Linked DNA regions of Mus musculus: region 2 is linked to region 1. Evidence: chromatin loops called from intact Hi-C (ENCODE). Cell type or tissue: left cerebral cortex. All regions are shown on one strand. Links, peaks and the distances in the headings refer to the core of each region. The heading gives the core; the rest is flanking DNA.

Evidence for each region. Peaks named below come from ENCODE experiments on the same cell type or tissue, not always from the same donor. Only the 100,000 strongest peaks of a DNase experiment are listed, where the experiment ranks them.
Region 2: it touches region 1 in a loop (2.2-fold over the local background); 2 of 42 quality-filtered maps call a loop at or near these places.

What each region holds. Positions count from the first base shown.
Region 1 is chr2:77,941,642-77,951,991 of GRCm38, forward strand. It overlaps Cwc22 (CWC22 spliceosome-associated protein), which reads right to left and starts at 4,715. Exons shown (of 20, transcript NM_001362658.1): 1 at 4,509-4,715. In left cerebral cortex, for the core only: no CTCF peak of the experiment used is centred there; a DNase peak (open chromatin) is centred at 4,753; H3K4me3 peaks cover 1,734 bases; H3K27ac peaks cover 859 bases.
Region 2 is chr2:78,017,235-78,027,584 of GRCm38, forward strand. No RefSeq gene overlaps it. Among named protein-coding and RNA genes, the nearest start is that of 4930440I19Rik, 29 kb to the right of the region's middle. In left cerebral cortex, for the core only: a CTCF peak has its summit at 4,944 (motif pointing left); a DNase peak (open chromatin) is centred at 4,792.

The DNA.
Region 1 (10,350 bases), core at 977-8,976:
AGCCAGATTTGCCGTTTTCCCATTCTCTGCCTCTGTATACAAGAGGCTGGTGGGAGTTTCTGTTTAGAGAAGATTCCCTAATAGAACGTTAGCTTCATTCCAGAGCCAGAGGGTTTGATAAGATTTCTCAGACTTTTAGCACCATCTGTAACAATCTCTGAAATATAAGTTCCCTTTGCATACTAAACTTGGCACTCCACTTATGAGGAGCAAAAGGATCCTTTTAAGTATCTGTGAAGCTGCCCGTGGGGTAACCAGGCTTTGAAATTAAACATAGATTCCATTAGAACATATTTAGGATTATCCCCTACTTTCCAAATGTCCTTAGACATTTCTAAAACAGAAACCTTTGTCTCTAGATCTGTTTCTACAATGTTTCACTTTACAATATATTTTTAACAGAAAATAATTTCTTCAATAGCAGTACTTCTGCTACTGAACAGAACAAAGCCTAAGGAGCCTCCTCCCTGCCACTCTCCTGAGTCATGGAACTTAGATCCTATCTCTGTCTCTTAGCTTACTTTCCTATATAGCCTTGGCTCATGGGTTTGGTGCCTGGGAGTGGGGCTTAATTTTATTCAGTAGCCTGGTGCCTCATTCATCGAGCAAATAGTGTCATTATAGTTTCTCTTGATCTACTGATTTAAACGCAGGTTTCTACCCATTTTCATGATAACAAAGACCAAAGAAAACATTAATTTAAAAAGACCATCATCCTCACCACAATTCGTGCCTTTCAACGAAACACTTTAGTGCTTCTAATCATAAACCCAATATTTCTTCATTTGTTCAAGCTTATTTGTGCAGAAGAGTCTCTTTGAGACTGTAACAACTGAGAAAATACAAAATACAGGACCTCAAAATGATGAGGCTATACCATACAGTCTTTCTGATAAAAACAGCAGCTGTGGATAGGAAGGTAATATTTACATTACACGACACACAAGACATCAAAAGGTGAATGTTCTTAACCTTTAGGTAGAGGAATGTCTAGATGTTGTAGCTATGCTACAAACACACTATTGCTAGGTGTACAAAAAACAGGAGGTACCAATGCCAAGTCCTAAAGGATAAGTAGGAATTCTATCCATACAGAACGAAAAGGGACAGGGGCCCACATACATACAGGCTCAAAGACATTTAAAACTAACAAACAAATGAATGATGACTTCAAGTCATTCCCGTAAAGGAAGCACGTAGAAAATGAACATAAATGATGTGGACCCTAAGAGACTCACGAAGCTAAATCATGAAAGGCCTTCTATGGATACAGCAAATCTCTGAAATTTTCAATCACTGACATAAACACACACACACAGACACACACACAAAGCTAAGATAGTACCAGATACATAACATGTTCAAAATCTAAAAGTTTTGTAAGGGGAAGTGTATTAGTCAGGGTTCTCTAGAGTCACAGAACTTATGGATAATTTCTAAATAGTAAAGGAATTTATTGATGACTTACAGTCGGCAGCCCAATTCCCAACAATGGTTCAGTCGCAGCTGTGAATGGAAGTCCAAGGATCTAGCAGTTACTCAGTCTCACGCAGCAAGCAGGCGAAGGAGCAAGAGCAAGAGCTAGACTCCCTTCTTCCAATGTCCTTATATTGTCTCCAGCAAAAGGTGTAGCCCAGATTAAAGGTGTGTTCCACCACACCTTTAATCCTAAAGGTGTGTTCCACCACACCTTTAATCCCAGATGAAAGGCATAGCCCAGATTAAAGGTGTGTTCCTTAACTCGGAGATTCAATCTTCTGGAATCCATAGCCACTATGGCTCAAGATCTTCAAACCAAGATCCAGATAAGGATCTCCAAGCCTCCAGATAAGGGTCACTGGTGAGCCTTCCAATTCCGGATTGTAGTTCATTCCAAATATTGTCAAGTTGACAACCAGGAATAGCCACTACAGGAAGGTAACTTTAGATTATCTTAGATCCGAAGAGGAGTCAAGTTATTTTGACATCACATAAAGAATATTCCTCTACCCCTTATTCTTGGGGCCACCAAGCTGTCTGTCATTATCTGCATCAAGGCAGCACTAGTAGATGCTGTGTGCCCAAGAGGTAACTGGACCCGAATGTAGCATAGGCCTTCATCTTCACTTCATACTTTGTGTCTGCACTCCACAAGTCAAATCTGGTCCCCAGCTTTGTCAACAAAATCTGCTAACTTGCACAGATTGGTTAGAAATGACCTTTCATATCATTAGAAGTTATGTTTGTATACTTTTTTCTTCTGAGCATATTCTGGTGTAAAGGAAATATTACCATGTAGCCTCTAGACACCAAGCTCGACCACCCATCACAGAAGCTCTGATCTAGAAAGAGCCTCCCCTTGTAAAGTGATTCAGAGCACCCACAGGATAAATTTTCAAGGAGGAAGTATTGAACTTTGCCTGGCTTAAGCCACTACTGAGTTAGGCTCAAAGATAGATTAAAAACAGTTAATTCTGGGTCTCGCTTACTAAGTTATCAATTCTTTAATCATTGAAGCTTTTCCTAAAAAAGGATGCCCCACACTTTCTTTCCTTTCTGTTCACTGGCATTTACTAACATGGCACGATAGGCAAAGGCTTGTTTGAATCCACTCCCCTGCCCATGTGTGCTATCTTTTTAAAAAAAACATTTTAAAAAATGTCTTCAAAGTTTGTGCTGAGGTAAGCATTCAACTGTCTTCTCCCATGTTTACTTGGGAGGTGTAAGAAAAAGTGTTAACAAGCCTGAGAGTTTTCTGAAATCCTTAGTGCTCCATCGGCCTCCCTTGCTCGTAATTGTAGGGAACCTCAAAGTTGGCTCAAGACACTCCAAGAGCGTGTTCTCTGCACAAAGGAGACTTATTTGCCCCAGAAGGACAAAGGGCAAGAAACAGGAGACAAAGACAGGACACTAGGATGAGGGAGAAGGGGAAGGGAACAAGGGAGAGGGTAAAGGGGTATTTGTCCCAAGGGAACAAAGGACTGTCTCTGGATAGAGAGAAGACATACATATAGGAAAATATTAGCGTAGCGGGTAGAGGGGTTAGGCTGAGGTATTTAATTTAAATTGGGCATGTCAATTAGTTGACCCCAGAGAGGTTTTGGATTGTTGGACTTCAATGCTTTGATAGCTGGATCTCTGCAGGTTAGATCAGGGAACAGATCTTGGGGGCTAGCTTGAGGAATGTGATCTAACGGTTTTTAACAAGACACGGGGACTTGGGAAGGAGAGCCTTGTCCACCACATTCAAGCTGGCTAGAGTTCCTGCAGTAATTTCAGACTTACAGAGAAAACAAGGGAAATCTGACAGAAAAACCCTCAAAGACATTAGTTCCAATCTGCTGTATTACCGATAATCACTTCTTTCTGGAACTGGTCTATTTCCAGACTGAGTCTGACTGGGCCAGTCATGAACAAGGTAGGACTCAACTAAAATAACCAGTCTAAACCCGGCTAGCCCACACCTTTAATCCCAGCACTCAGAAAGCAGAGGCAGGCAGAACTCTTTAAATTTGAGGTCAGCCTGCTCTAAGGAGTGAGTTCCAAGACAGTCAAGACTACACAGAGAACAGGAAAAATAAATAAACAAAAGGCAGTTTAAATACAGAGCACAATTAACAGAAAAGGTAGCTCATTTTCACATGTATGGATCTTTTTTGCCTTCATATACATATAGGGACAGTTCAAGTTGCTGGTGCAAGTGGCTATCAGCAAGCAGGTATCCAGTCCCCTGAATCTGATATTATAATTTGTTGTGATCCATCTTGTGGGTGCTTGGATCGAACCTAGATCCCTCTGAAAGAGTGCTTTTAACCACTGGGCAAACTCACCAACGGCTTGCCGGGGCTCAGTTACTGTTTCTATTAATACCTTTCCCCAAATTATTCTTCCGGGGGGCGGGGGGGCGAGTTAAGTGGCTACAATGTATCAAAAAAGTCTTGCATTTAGAGCAGGTCAAACAGCTGGCACAGTGCTGTTTGTACTGTAGGGCCTGCAGCTCGCTAGGGGCAGGAACTGCAAACCCATGTTTGGAAGTTGCAAATAGTAGAGGCTTTTAGAGTTAAGGTTAACTACGTATGCGACCTAAACACAGAAGATGCGAAACATGGATCACTAGGGCTAAACATGACAGGGGTTCAGTCAAGTCAATGAAAACGATCCATAAATGAAAATGTAATAGAATTGGCTACTGGGATAAGCTGGAATGAGGCAAACGCGTTACCAGAATTTATTAATGCCAGCCCCGGGACGCCGACTGGGGACGCGACCCAGGGTGCTCCCAGGAGAGGTGTTCACCGACAACCCAGACCAAGGCCCAGACACGCACGCCCCGCCGCCGGCGCTAGGCCCAGCCGGCTCACACGGCACCTCGCGGGCCGCCGGTGGAGACGGCGCAGCCACATGAGGAAAGCAAGGCCCACCGGGCAAGCGCCCACTCGCAAGTCCCTGCCCTCTCCACGCGACCTAGCAACCCGCCGCCCCCACTCTGGCTCCTAGTCTATCCCGAGTCTTCAGAGTTCCGTAATTACCTAAAGCTCCACCGCGCCGCCATCATACCGGAAGAGCGTCAGTTCCCTTTCCCGGGTGAAAGTAGCGCGAGAAATTAGTGAAAAACTGGTAGTGAATTGGCAGGTATGTGATACGATTAATGATAATGCGGTATAGTAACACCTTGAGTCAAAGCAATCCAGCTAGTAACACTGTCATTCCTTACAAAGAACACGAGAAAAGAACATGTGAGTCCGAGTGAACTACAAAGTCCAGCATGCTCTGGCAGCGCGGACGGAAATGAGTTGTAGTTGGACCGCAGTGCATGACGGGAATTGTAGTTCGTTCGGATAGGAGGTCACACTAGAGACACTTTTGAGAGCTAGGTTTTCGAGGCATGCTTCTTATTCTAACACTACTCATCTTCTAAAGCCATAAAAAGTAGCTCTTAGTAGACACCGTAGCTTTTCTTTCTTTTTTTTTTTTTTCAGTGTAAAAGCTTAACACTAAGATACATACTATGAAACTACCGCAGAGGCTTACTATATAATACCTTGCCTGAAAATAATAAAAAAAGTAGCGATCCCTTTCAGATTTTTGACAGAAGCTTTACCAAAAGTCTGTTTGGGAGAAGAGGGGAAAGTGACAAAATGTTTAGTATCTATTAAGTTCCAAGATTTTAAATTCAAGTGAATGGAAGACTATCTGATTATAAATGATATGTTGTAAGGACAGTGAGAAGTAAATTGGAGGCCCAACATGGTGGTGTCTGCCTTTACTCCAAATATTTTGGAGGCTGAGACTGGCACTGTGTGTTCCAAGACATCCAGAGCTACATAATGAGCCCCTGTCTTGAAAGAGAGAGAGAGAGAGAGAGAGAGAGAGAGAGAGAGAGAGAGGAAGGTGAAAAAAGAAAAGAAGCAAGTTGCCTGGCGTGGTGGCACATGCCTTTAATCCCAGCACTCTGGAGGCAGAGGCAGGTGGATTTCTGAGTTCGAGGCCAGCCTGGTCTACAAAGTGAGTTCCAGGACAGCCAGGGCTATACAGAGAAACCCTGTCTCCGAAAATAAATAAATTAATTAATTAATTAAAAAATTAAAAAAAAAAGAAGCAAGTTGTATTTATGATACTTTCAGGGTTGGAATGTGAAATCTGTAACGAGTTTAGAGCACTGGCCTCAATTATACTGTTTCCTTAGTCTTTGATTTTCAGTGTTACCAAAAGGTAAGTGTTAAAGAGCATGCTAATGTGATTGGAAAGCTCTTCCTAAAACAACATCATCTTTATATTTCAAAGTATTTTGTAAACCAGGCCTGGCTTCTCCAAGAATTTTGTTTATTTTTTAAACAGGGACAAGGTCTCACTATGTAGCCCTGGCTGGCCTGGAACTTACTATGTAGACCAGGCTGGTCTTGAACTCACAGAGATCTGCCTGGCTCTGCTTCCTAGGGGCTGGCATCAAATGCCTGGGGCAGTAAGCTCTGCTTCTTTATTATAATTTTAGGGTGATTGAGCTTTCAGCCTTTTCCTAGAGATAGTATGACTTTGTTAGCGTTTCTCCTGCTATAAAGTGACACCATGACTACAGCAATTGTTATATTCAAACAAACAAACAAATGAACAAACAAACAGCCAATCTAATTGGCTTACAACAGAGGTTTATTCCATTATTGTGATGGTGGAATTCATGGTGGGGAGTTTTATGGCATCTAAGTAGTAGGGGGGCTAGAGAAGGAGTTGAGAATTCTATATCTAGATCCACAGACAGCAGGAGAAGACGTTCAAACACTGGCCAGGCGTGGGCATCTGAGAAGCCCACCTCAGTGACACACTTCCTTCCACTGCACCAAGTCTACCTCAACAAAGCCACACCTCCTAATTCCTGTGAGTCTATGTGGGCCATTTTTATTCAAACCCCCACAGGGTGTAAACAAAATAAAAATCCTGGGCTAGGCACTTTAATCCCATAATTTAAGAGGCAGACCTGTGTTCAAGTGTTCAAGGCCAGCCTGATCTATATAGTCAGTTCTCAGCCAGCCAAGGCTACGTAGTGAGCTTTTAATACTAGTACTTGGGAAGCAGAGGCAGATAGCTCTCTAAGAGTTTGAGGCTAGCCTGGTATACAGAGTGAGTTTCAAGCCAGCCAAGGCTACATAGCAAGACCATGTCAAAAGCAGAAAGAAAACAAGGCAAATCAAACCAGCAACAACAATATCAATAAAGCAAAGGGAATAATAAAATTCTAGAGCTGGTCCTCACTGTGTATTAGAGTTTCTAAAAGAGCAGTTTTGATAGAATGAATATATAATAAGAGATGTATCAGGCTGGCTTAAAAGATGTGGTATGAATAATTATCTTAGTTAGGTTTTTATTGCTGTGAAGAGACACTGTGACCATGGCAACTCTTATGAAGGAAAAGATTTATTGGGGCTGGTTTACAGTTTCAGAAGTTTAGTCTGTTATCACAATGGACAGGAAAAATGGTGGCACTTGGGCAGACATGGTGCTAGAGAAGGAGTTGAGAGTTCTACATCTTGATCTGCAGGCACCAAGGAGATTATGTGCCACACTGGGCATAGCTTGAGCATAGGAGATGCCAACAATGACACACTTCCTCCAACTAGGTCATACTTCCTAATAGTGTCACTCCCTATGGACCAAGCATTGATTAGGTCTCTGTGGGCATACCTATTTAAAACACCAAAATAGTCCAAGGACAGCTGCCTCACAGTGGAAGGGGCAAGAATTCTGTTGTTCCTCAGTCCATGAGACTGCAGTCTCTGTATTCCTGTCTGGTGTTGGGAGTCCTGGAAGGCTCCTGGAGAGCTGCTGTTTTTCACTCTGTGTTGGAATCCTCAAGAAGTTGGATTCAATACTGGCAGCAACAGGATAGACCAACCTGCTATTGATGGAGAAGGTGAAGACAAAAAACAGTTTCTCTCCTCCATGTCTTTTTATGTGGGCTGCCCCCAGGAGGTATGGATGAGATTTAGGATGAGTCTTCCTTCTTCAAATGATCTGATTAAGATAATCCCGCAGGAGTGTCCGGGAGCTTTGGTTTTAGTTGATTCTACATATAGAATGTAAGAGTCTTTGATTTGTGAAGAATGATACTCCAGACTCAAATAGTGTGCAACAGGAAAGAGTGTTTATTCTGCAAAGAACCTGCATGCAGGGTTCCACCATACATCAGGATGGAAGACAAAAGTAAGGGCTTTGCAGTGTCAAATGTAAATCCTATTAAGGTAGGAGAGGATGACTCTTAACTTCTTTCCCTTGATTGATTGGCTCTATCTCTAGGGGTATGAGTGTCTTTGTCATTGGTTAAGTGTCTGGGAGATTCTGCGAACTTATGCTGGCTCTATACTATATTATATACTATATACTATATACTATATACTATATACTATACTATACTATACTATACTATACTATACTATACTATACTATACTATACTATACTATACTTGGCTCAAGCTAGGTAGTGGGGCAGCTTTCTGACTGGCTGCCCATGAGGGGTGATTTTATATGGAATTGACTTGCTTTGGACTTGTCCAGTTCTGAGAAACAAAAACCTAGGCCTACTCTCCCAAACTGCCAGTTTGTAGTCTGTCCCGGAGTCAGCCTAGCTCTGGCTAACTCAGGACTCTCAAGTCAAGTTGTCAACTGAGGTTAGCCATCTTAAACTCATGTGTTACAAGAGATTCTGGTCTTCAGGGCTGAAGACACAGCTGTGATGAACATGAGTCCAGCTCCACTACAGTGAAACTTTTGCTTTGCTGGGGTAATTGGCAGGAGTCAGCTGGAGATGACGAAGTAGGCCTGATTAAGAAGAGAGCAGCATGCTTTTAATCCCAGCACCTGGGAGACAGAGGGAGAAGGATCTCTGTGAGTTTAAGGCCAGCCTGATCTACAGAGTGAGTTCCAGGACAGCCAGGGCTACATGGAGAGATATGATCCCTTCCTAGCTAAGCTTCCAATGTGTAAAAGAGCATAAGGTGTTTCCTGCTCCTGTCTAACATCAACAAGCAAAAGATGCTGCAATGCCATCCAGGGGTCCAAAATTCATCCCTAACTGGCAATTGAACTTGGCAGTGTTGTCTACCAGGTGCTAGCTTTAAGATTCTGGAGGATGGGAGAATAAAGAATCATGGATTACCCCCCACCCCCGTGGGAAGTTTCAGAGTGCCCCTGAGATGGGGAGTGTATGGTGGAGAGTCTCTATGTGAAGACCTTGAGACACTATTTGTTAAGCTTTGGAAGTAAAGCCTAGATTGCACTGGAGCCCCAATGATGCTGGAGATGCCAGAGTTGTGGGATGTCTGACAAGGAGAGCTGCACACAACAAGTGGAACTATTCCAAAGATAGATGTATAGTGTAAGTAGAAAAGCTGGAGAAGCAGATGATTTAAGCCCTTTGACACTGGCCATGGAGCTACAGGATTTGACATTCACTCTGCTGAGTCCTCTTCTTGCTTCGGTTCAGTATTTCCTTACTGTGTCCCCATTTCTCCCTTCTACCTAAATTCTAAGCCAATTCGCGTTGAAGGTATGGAATATACCTTTTTATTTTATAGGTGGTTATAATTAAGAGATTTCCTGGAGTCTCAGAAGAGACTTAGGACTTAACAGTGTTGAGCCTGGAAGAATATGGGGCCGTTGGGAGTGGAACTAAATGTATTTGCATTATGGTTTGGACATGAGCCTACGGGGGTCAGGGAGCCTATGTAGTGTCTTGAATGTGATGCCCCATAGTCTTGGGGATTTGAATACTCAGTTCCCAGTTGGTGGCAGTGTTTGAGAAGCTTAATGGGGTGTGGCCTTGCTGAAGGATGTCATTGAGGGAGGGCACTAAGATTTCAAAAGCGACATGCCATTCCCAGTTCACTCTCTATGCTTCCTCATTACAGTTTGGAGATGCAAGCCCTCAACTTCCTGCTCCAGTGGCCATTGCTCCAATCATCCATCACAGACTCTTACCCCGCTGCAACCATAAGCCCAAATAAACCCTTTCTTAGAAAAGTAACTACTTTAACCACTGTGTGAATCATGACTCCCATTATTTATTCATAAACTATCTACCCATCCAAGTTACTTTACATTCTGTACTCACTTCCTAATATTTTAAAGAGGAATAATGCTAATCACTTTCATGCAGTTGTAAGTATTGCATTAGCTGATAAACATGATATATTCAAGATAACCACTAAGTGTGTCACCAATTCATTTCATGTTTAAGAGATTTGTCCACTGTTAATTATTTATTTGAGGTTGTTAAAATATTTGAGCTAATATGTGTTCATTGTAATAGAGGCGAGACAGATGAGAGAGATCCACCACAAGGAGCACCAGGCACACATGAAGCTTTGTCAAAGCACTATTCAGTTCTGTTAGAAATCACTGTCGTTGTTAATGAGAAATCCTTGCAGCATTACCATAGTCGGTTCTTACCATATTCATGTCTCTATAAACAAGCAAGTATTGGGTGATGATGCAATTGGGCTCCTCGATTGGCAGCTGTTAATCCCTCCCTTATTTCCCTGGACTTCTTAAGCAAAAGGACTGTGAGTCAGCCAGCACAGTCAGCCCAGTATCCAGACTTCTTACACTTTCTCTACTCGTGGCCTCTCTTTTCCCAAGGAAATCATATATATCACAGTTATATAGGCATGTGAAATACCTGGGCAAATTCTATCCGTATAACTTGAACCACCTCTAATTCCAATTGTTGATTGATCCTGTTATTGATGCCCCTAATGCATTTTCAATTTCTTTTTTTTTTTTTCCATTTTTTATTAGGTATTTAACTCATTTACATTTCCAATGCTATACCAAAAGTCCCCCATATCCACCCACCCCCACTCCCCTGCCCACCCACTCCCC
Region 2 (10,350 bases), core at 1,605-9,604, 76 kb after region 1:
GACTAGACAAGGCTGCCCACTTTCTCCCTACCTTTTCAACATAGTACTTGAAGTATTAGCCAGAGCAATTCGACAACAAAAGGAGATCAAGGGGATACAAATTGGAAAAGAGGAAGTCAAAATATCACTTTTTGCAGATGATATGATAGTATATATAAGTGACCCTAAAAATTCTACCAGAGAACTCCTAAACCTGATAAACAGCTTCGGTGAAGTAGCTGGATATAAAATAAACTCAAACAAGTCAATGGCCTTTCTCTATACAAAGAATAAACAGGCTGAGAAAGAAATTAGGGAAACAACACCCTTCTCAATAGTCACAAATAATATAAAATATCTTGGCGTGACTCTAACTAAGGAGGTGAAAGATCTGTATGATAAAAACTTCAAATCTCTGAAGAAAGAAATTAAAGAAGATCTCAGAAGATGGAAAGATCTCCCATGCTCATGGATTGGCAGGATCAACATTGTAAAAATGGCTATCTTGCCAAAAGCAATCTACAGATTCAATGCAATCCCCATCAAAATTCCAACTCAATTCTTCAACGAATTGGAAGGAGCAATTTGCAAATTTGTCTGGAATAACAAAAAACCTAGGATAGCAAAAAGTCTTCTCAAGGATAAAAGAACTTCTGGCGGAATCACCATGCCAGACCTAAAGCTTTACTACAGAGCAATTGTGATAAAAACTGCATGGTACTGGTATAGAGACAGACAAGTAGACCAATGGAATAGAATTGAAGATCCAGAAATGAACCCACACACCTATGGTCACTTGATCTTCGACAAGGGAGCTAAAACCATCCAGTGGAAGAAAGACAGCATTTTCAACAATTGGTGCTGGCACAACTGGTTGTTATCGTGTAGAAGAATGCGAATCGATCCATACTTATCTCCTTGTACTAAGGTCAAATCTAAGTGGATCAAGGAACTTCACATAAAACCAGAGACACTGAAACTTATAGAGGAGAAAGTGGGGAAAAGCCTTGAAGATATGGGCACAGGGGAAAAATTCCTGAACAGAACAGCAATGGCTTGTGCTGTAAGATCGAGAATCGACAAATGGGACCTAATGAAACTCCAAAGTTTCTGCAAGGCAAAAGACACCGTCAATAAGACAAAAAGACCACCAACAGATTGGGAAAGGATCTTTACCTATCCTAAATCAGATAGGGGACTAATATCCAACATATATAAAGAACTCAAGAAGGTGGACTTCAGAAAATCAAATAACCCCATTAAAAAATGGGGCTCAGAACTGAACAAAGAATTCTCACCTGAGGAATACCGAATGGCAGAGAAGCACTTGAAAAAATGTTCAACATCCTTAATCATCAGGGAAATGCAAATCAAAACAACCCTGAGATTCCACCTCACACCAGTCAGAATGGCTAAGATCAAAAATTCAGGTGACAGCAGATGCTGGCGAGGATGTGGAGAAAGAGGAACACTCCTCCATTGTTGGTGGGAGTGCAGGCTTGTACAACCACTCTGGAAATCAGTCTGGCGGTTCCTCAGAAAACTGGACATAGTACTACCGGAGGATCCAGCAATACCTCTCCTGGGCATATATCCAGAAGATGCCCCAACAGGTAAGAAGGACACATGCTCCACTATGTTCATAGCAGCCTTATTTATAATAGCCAGAAGCTGGAAAGAACCTAGATGCCCCTCAACAGAGGAATGGATACAGAAAATGTGGTACATCTACACAATGGAGTACTACTCAGCTATTAAAAAGAATGAATTTATGAAATTCCTAGCCAAATGGATGGACCTGGAGGGCATCATCCTGAGTGAGGTAACACATTCACAAAGAAACTCACACAATATGTATTCACTGATAAGTGGATATTAGCCCCAAACCTAGGATACCCAAGATATAAGATATAATTTGCTAAACACATGAAACTCAAGGAGAATGAAGACTGAAGTGTGGACACTATGCCCCTCCTTAGATTTGGGAACAAAACACCCATGGAAGGAGTTACAGAGACGGAGTTTGGAGCTGAGATGAAAGGATGGACCATGTAGAGACTGCCATAGCCAGGGATCCACCCCATAATCAGCATCCAAACGCTGACACCATTGCATACACTAGCAAGATTTTATTGAAAGGACGCAGATGTAGCTGTCTCTTGTGAGACTATGCCGGGGCCCAGCAAACACAGAAGTGGATGCTCACAGTCAGCTAATGGATGGATCATAGGGCTCCCAATGGAGGAGCTAGAGAAAGTAGCCAAGGAGCTAAAGGGATCTGCAACCCTATAGGTGGAACAACATTATGAGCTAACCAGTACCCCGGAGCTCTTGACTCTAGCTGCATATATATCAAAAGATGGCCTAGTCGGCCATCACTGGAAAGAGAGGCCCATTGGACTTGCAAACTTTATATGCCCCAGTACAGGGGAATACCAGGGCCAAAAAGGGGGAGTGGGTGGGCAGGGGAGTGGGGGTGGGTGGATATGGGGGACTTTTGGTATAGCATTGGAAATGTAAATGAGTTAAATACCTAATAAAAAATGGAAAAAAAAAAACTTCACTTATAACTTAGTTATGGTTTTAAACCTTCAGTGAACCTGTGGAGCTGAGACAAGTGATGGGTGTTTAGCCAGATAATTACTCCTAATGGATATGCATGCAAACATTCTCTGGTGTAAACTTCTATTTCAATTTATGATTTGATTTTCTGTGTGAACTTTTGAAGAACTTTTTAACATGTGATCACGCATTCTGAATGATGTTTAAGGGCTGAGGACAAAGAGAAGAGTCAGATTTGAGGAACTGAGATGAGGGGAGCGGAGGTGAGAAGAACTGAGCTGAGGAGAAGTTTTAAGACAGAACACTTTTTAGATTAGAAGGAAAATGCAGAGTGGAATAACTTAGAAATTATAGGTAACATAAAATACTAAGAGAGCAAAGTTCAGAATGCAGAGGGAAAGAGGAAAAAAGATGTCACAGAGCCGAAGGAGCAGGCAGGCTTCTCCTTACCATGGGACAGAACAGGTCCTATGATAAGGACAAGGCAGGTTTAGTTTTATTAAAATAAACAAAGCTTTTTTTCTTTCAAACATGGGTTTAATTCACTTAGCATTAAAAGGGTAGAAGCCTTTTCTTTCTCTATGTAATAAAGATTGGAGCAGCTAGAACTGACCCTAACCAGTTCTGAGGCTGAAGCAGGTTTATTTTTCCCTAGTATGCTTTTATACCATTTTGATACATGATCGTAATAAGTTCAGTTCTAGGTTAAGGAACAAGCAAGGTAATAAACACAAATAGTCAAGGAACAAACAAGACAATAAACAAAGTCCAGCGATCATTGCTTCTAAGGGCTTACTTATCAAGCTATCTGAGCCTACTTTCCTGTCATAACCCAAAGTCATATTCTTACCTGAAGCCTACTTCTTTGTTCTAGGCTAAAATCAGATTCCTGCCTGATCTTACTTCCCTGTCCTGGCCCAATGTCAAATTCCTGCCTGAAGTCCATTTCCTTGTCCTGGCCCAATGTCAATTTCCTGCCAAGTGGGCCCCCAAAAGCTCTCCACGCAAAACTCCGAATTTAATGCCAGATCTCTGTAAGTTTGAGGTCAGCATGGCTTACACAGTGAGTTCCAGAACAGCCATGGCTACATAGTAAGACTCTGTCTCAACCATCCAAACCAACACATGAACAAAAAAAAATTAATTTAAACACCTGTGGTTTCCTGCATGTCTTTGAGAAACAAGCAGCCATGGATAGAAGGTATCTAAAAATAGACTTTGCATCAAACTGATAGAGCTTTCTCAATGTTTTCCTAGATTATAAAATGAAATAGTCTTCCATAGTTTTCAGTCAAGTTCCCTTCCTTTGGAGGTGGTAGAAGCTGGGTTAGAGTGTAGAGGATCTTGAGACCCCCCTTCCCCCCTCAAACCATGCAGTTTCCCCAGCCCTAGGGCAATAGTTGTGGAATATTTGAACATGCATCTTGAATTGTAGTCTAGACCTAGCCCTGCAGGGAGCAGTGGACCCTGCTTGCAGATGTTGCCCTGGCTCTGGACTTAGTCTTTTGGAGTTTAATTTTGGCTCCATCTCAGCCCTCGCTGTTTATCTAATTGCGTTTCAGGACTACAACCTATCTAGGTGTAAATAATGAGCTAACTGTGACTTAATGTGTTTGGCAAAGGGAGAATGTCATTTCCCCAAGGAGGTTAGTCTACTTTGCCCTCTGACTTATGCTTTGTCTCATTTCTGTTATTGATAGGCTTGACTCATGCTGCTGCTATGTCTTCTGTATTTACTCTTTCAGCCTTAGAGCGGGTATCCCTACTGACCTCTGAATTGACCCCTGAATAAGAAGTCATTAGCACCATCATATAAAGAACTATGGAGTTATATATCTATTGCATCTGTACTTTTAAACTGAAGTTCCTATAAGTCAGTACTGTAAGCATGGAGTGGGGAGCACTTGGGAAAGGATTCCTGCTGTCTGTTTCCAAGGAGACAACGATTTTCTTTACTTGACATTTCCCAAATGGACCCTATTAGGGTGGTGAAGTAACACTTAGTCTTGTTTCTCTCACACCCACTAATTGCTGCTGTTGTTACAACAGCAATGTGTTCTCTGACCTGCTTATAACACCAAGACAGCTTTGGTAACCAGAGCCAGAACCATGTATTTGTTTTGTTTTGTTTTGTTTTGTTTTTCCATTCTGTTGGCAACAATACATCCCTCCAGCCGTTTTACCCGGTGACCTTGTTTGGGGAATTATTTGAGTGTTTTCAGAGGTGTAATGCCATGATCCCCCACCCCAGTGGTTGTGAGCTGGTCTTGACATGGATGCTAAGTCCCTGGAATCTAGACCTGAGAAGGGATGCCGCATCGCTTTATCCCAGCATATTGAGGGCTTAGGGCCGAGGAATTTCAAAAAGAAATACTGACCCCTTGTGGTATGATATTATATTCTAGTCAATCAGGTGAAGAAAAGTTTGGAAATTCAGAATCTTCCTTAAATATAGTGAATTTTGCTTAAAATGACACAAAATGATGCTGAGTGTATACAGTAGTTTACATGCTAATTAGTAACAATAGGAAAGGGGACAGAATGACTATTTTATACAGCCATACAGGGAATAACATATATGTTGCATTTTTAAAAAGCTTTATATTGGCAAATCTCCTTAGGGTCTTTGCTTTAATATTCTCACATAATTCCATCAGGAAAAATCCCATCCATAATAGTTGATTTTATAGAGTGCTTTTCACATGAAAGAAAATGTCTTCACATGTGACCTTATTTGCTCTTCATACCAACTGAGGCAAAGTGTGGCTGTTCTTTGTAGTTTAAAGAAAAAAAAAACATTAGGAAAGTTTAGTAACTGATCCAAATGAATATAATTAGAAAGCCTGAGCTGACACAATGGTGGCACACACCTCTAATCCCAGGACTTGAGAGGCAGAGGCACGTGGATCTCTGTGAGTTCAAGGCCAGCCTGGTCTACAGAGCAAGTTCTAGGGCAGTCAAAGGTACACAGAGAAACTCTGTCTTGAAAATCCAACCAAACCAAACGCAGCCAATCAACCAACCAACCAAACAACCAACTTAACCAAATGACTAAGGCCTGATTAGACATCTAAATATTAGAAGGGTGTGTCTAAATACAGCGCAGCGCTTCTGGTTTTAGGGTGAAGAGCTTCTATTTGGAAAGACACAGGGAGCACACAGATGCTCACATTGCAGAACTGGGGCTACCAAGTCACTTATCAATCAAACTAATGAAGACATCTTCAGTGTGATAACTCCAGATGCCACACAGATTTCTTTGTCTAGTGGAACAACATTAGATTGTTCACGCCATTTGGTGTGTACAATTTGTGCCCTCAGCAGGTGTGGTGCAATAGTGCCAAGCTAAGGGCATATTTGCAGAAATCATTTGAGTTTAAAAAATAAGTTAGAAGCTGGGCATGGTGGTGTATGCCTTTAATCTCAGCACTCAGGAGGCAGAGGCAAAGGTTCAAGGCCAACTTGGTCTACAGAGTGAGTTCCAGAACAGCTCATGCTGTTACACAAAGAAATCCTGTCGTGGAAAAAGAAATAAAGAATAATTCAGAGAGAACTACATCTACACATTATGCAGAAATGATAAATTGATATAGTATTATATCACTCAAGCATTTTATTTCTTGTATGCTTGTTTTACTGGAATGAACTCCCGGCATTAAAATATTAAACAATATAGGAAAAAGATAAAAAGTAAGTTTTACTCAAATCTCATTCTCCTCACCCATAATAATAACTTTTACTGTGGTGTATATTTTCCAGTCAATTTTCTATCTATTTATACATATTTGCATACATATGAGCAAATATATTATTTTCTGAGAAAATATGTGAGATCTACTTATTCTTTTCTGCTTTTCCCCACTGATAATACACTAGCTATTTTACACACAGTATACCTTGACCGTCAGTACAACCCTTTTATGAACCCTTTTATGAATATATGCATATGTGAACATGTGTATTTTTGCATATATGAATATATGTATATATGTGTATATCCATATGTGTATTTAATGGAATTTTCTTATTAAAATATATTTCATAGTTTGCAGAAATCATTTGAGTTTAAGAAATAATTTAGAAGCCAGGCATGGTGGTGTGTGTACACGTCTTTAATCTCAGCACTCAGGAGGTAGAGGCATTGCATCATATATTGTATCATTATTATATATATATGCATATGGCATACATCATATATACATTATATATGTATATATATACACACATATTGCACTAATATGTGTCTGCACATCTGTGGGTATGCAGATATATTTGGACATGTGAGTGTGGAGGCTGATGTTGAGATGGACTGCTCTTTTCCTCATTTATTGAGGCCATCTCAAATGAACCAAAGCTTACTGCCATAGCTGATATAATTTGCCAGTTTGCTCAGGGAGATGCTCATTTCTGCCTTCTCAGCACTAGATTTGCCCACGGAGTGCCACACACACCTGGGATTTACATGGTGGCTGGAGATCTGAACTCTGACCCTCACATTGTCAAGGGAATCATTTTATCCACAGAATCATCTTCCAAGGCCCATGGATGGATAGACTGGATAATTTTTTTTTTAAATTTGTTTATTTTGTTTTGAGAAAGGGTTTGTTTGGCTTACAATCCCACATTGCAGTCCATCATTGTGGGAAAGTCAAGACAGGAACTTGAAGCAGAAACTTCCACTGTCAGAGGAAAGCTGAGAATTAATACACACATGCATACTTAGCATTCCGTTCTTACTCTCCATTCATTCTTACATACTCCAGGACCCAAACCCAGAGACATCTGTGACGAGCTTGGTCTTCCACATAAATTAATCAAGATACCCCCACCTCCCAAGACATGTCTGCAGGTCAACCGGATCTAGAAGGTTCCTCACTGAAACTAGACTCTAGATCATGTCAAGTTGACCATTGAAGCTAATCACAAAGGGACTTAGGCTTCGACCCAACCACATGAGGCTGACCTGACTATGGCTGCTAATTGAAAGTTTCCATCAGAAGGAATCAGCACTGAGTCGCTGATTTAACACTATTCCCCAGCAGGGCCAACCAGGGTCTTCGTGACAGACTGACTAAACTGAACCACTTCCGTTGTGGAAAGGGCAGAGCCTTTTCCTTTCTAGGCTAATCATTCTTTTATGAATAATTTTTTTAATTTTGAAAATTTCATACATTTATACAGTATTTACTGATCATGAGTATGGGTACTTCTGAAATCTCTACTCTATAGATGATCTATTTTTCTCTAGTCTAAGACTTTAAACATTATACAATCTTAGAGGAAATCATAAACTCGGGAATGTGGCAGCCCAAATACCTCAGGCTTATCTACTTTTATATTTTCTCATCTTTAGTCCCTTTAATGCTGTCCCCATGATTTTTGGTCTCCACAGCTAGTGGCCATTACTATGTAAGAGTTCTTGGAATTGAACTTAACTTACTTGCTTTATGCTGCTCTGGCTTAAACAATAGTACCTCTAAAAGCATAGCTACTGCATGAAACACACACAGATTCACACACCTTTATATTTACATATTATCTTTTACCTTATTGGATATAAAATATGTAATTACACTCAGTAAAATGAAAGTTATTCTTTTGTGTATCACTAAGGTCATATCACAGTAGGTTATGAATATTGTTCTTATTTCAATAAGCCCCAACCTAAAGAGCAGGCTTTTCTTGTCTTGCTCTGTGATGTGATGCAGGTTTGAACACCCAAACCTTCAATCTCTTCATTTCCCATTCTGCTTTTTTGTTCCAGGTTGTACTTAGACTTTTCCTTACAATTTAGTGTCCTGTGCTGCGCTTGCCACCTGACAGGAACCCAATGAACAATTATTAACTTATGAACATGATGCTTTCAAATATATGTTGAGGCATCCGATTACATTAAATTGGCCTTTCCAATCTTATCTATATTTTACCCAACTTGGAAAGATATAGCAGAGATTCACAATTCTAGCACATACACCGTATGTTCACTTTGTCTTAAAAACATTAAAATGGAAAAGAAAAATCACCCGTGTTATCGTTTATATTTCTGAGACTATTGAGACTCAAGGATAACAAACATTTACCAGCGACTGCAGAGTGCATTTGTCTGATTGCTTGCCGGTCTGTGCGCCCAACACTCTCTGCCGAGATTTCTGGTCCAGGCAGTTCCAGCGAGGGGGAAGTGCAATTGCTGCAGCTGCTCTGGTGCTGCTGCTGTCCTGCTGCACTGAGCCTCCGGAGCTGGTAGAGGGCTCAGCTAGTAAGCAGAGGTGCAGGGGAGCTTCTAGCATCGAAAGCGTTCTTTCCCCAGGAAGTGTTACAGCTCTTACAGGACAGACGGATGCTCTTAGGCGATGGAGTAATTCTCACACATCTTTATTCCTTCTGGATAGGATTGTATATATATAGTTTTGGGATGGGTTGGGGTCTGACAGCTGGTGTGGTGTTTCCTGTTGACTTTGTCTGAGATCTTAAGGGTGCCTCATCTACATGTGGCGGGGTTTGGGGGCCCTGCCCCTATGTGGCTGATAGTCACAATTCTCTTTGGTGGGTTTGGGGAGGCTATGACTGCGTGACAGGGGCCTAGTGTTTGGAGCAGGTGAAGCTCCTTCTGCCTGTTTGAGTTCAGGGGCTCCAACCTTACCAGGTTTCCTCTCATGGTCCACTGCCTCACAATTCTTGATTCTGAACTCAGGCAACTTGACTACTAAGTCAGTCCTGCAATCTTGAGAATATTTCCTTACCGTTAATACCACTGACTGCTGTCCACTTCCTTCCCCACTCTACTTCCCTGTCAAGTACAATCCTACGTATACATATACTCAACCCTACAATAGCACTCAGCCTCTGGACTAGTCTGAGGCATTGAGCTGGAGACTTTGTTTGTAATTATGTAATATAAGTTAGAATCAGTAACGATATAAGCTGTAACATATTTTTCCAACTTAAAGCAATAATACACTTTAATTTTTGCAGCCTAATAGGAAGGTCACATATTTTGGACTCATCGTTTATATTATAAAAACACAGTGTACTTTTGTCTATGTGGTTTGGACTATGGTGGGCAAGTTTGGATTTCACAATCAAGCAAGGGCTGCATTAAGAGCACCAAAAATATTTCATTGATGTTGTATTCCAAAGCTAATTTATAGAGGCAGGCATATTTGGCAAAAGATGTAAGGTCTGATTGAAAGGAATCAGAGGAGAGCAGTGTGTTGTGGGTAATGGTGTGTAATCTGATAAGCCGTTTCCAGCCTTCCTCCCCAGCACAGTGGACAGCGTTCCTGCTCTTCCAGGCAGAGATGTGCTGGGGCTTAGTCTAATGCCCGGGACAGATTCAGACCTGAACTTTAGCACAGAGTTGTTTGTTTGTTTGTTTTTTATTATTCTTATTTTGAAACAAGAAGCAACGTCCGTGTTCAACGCCTGCATGTACTCTCTCCTCTCCTCTCCTCTCCTCTCCTCTCCTCTCCTCTCCTCTCCTCTCCTCTCCTCTCCTCTCCTCTCCTCTCCTCTCCTCTCCTCTCCTCCCCTCCCCTCCCCTCCCCTCCCCTCCCCTCCCCTCCCCTCCCCTCCCCTCCCCTCTCAGTGATTAACCTGATATTCTTTCAGGTTTTCAATGGGACTTTGAGTGTGGGGGTAGTGCTCCAGGTGAATTACAGCTCAAGGCTTTTTCAAAAAAAAAAAAAAAAAAAAAAACCCCAAAAACCGCACATTTCTGAAAGTGAGAATTGAGTATTCTCTTCTGCGAGACAGAAGTTTGTTCTTCAAAGTCAGCTCTGTCTACAATGCATTTCCTGCTTCTGTGGTGGG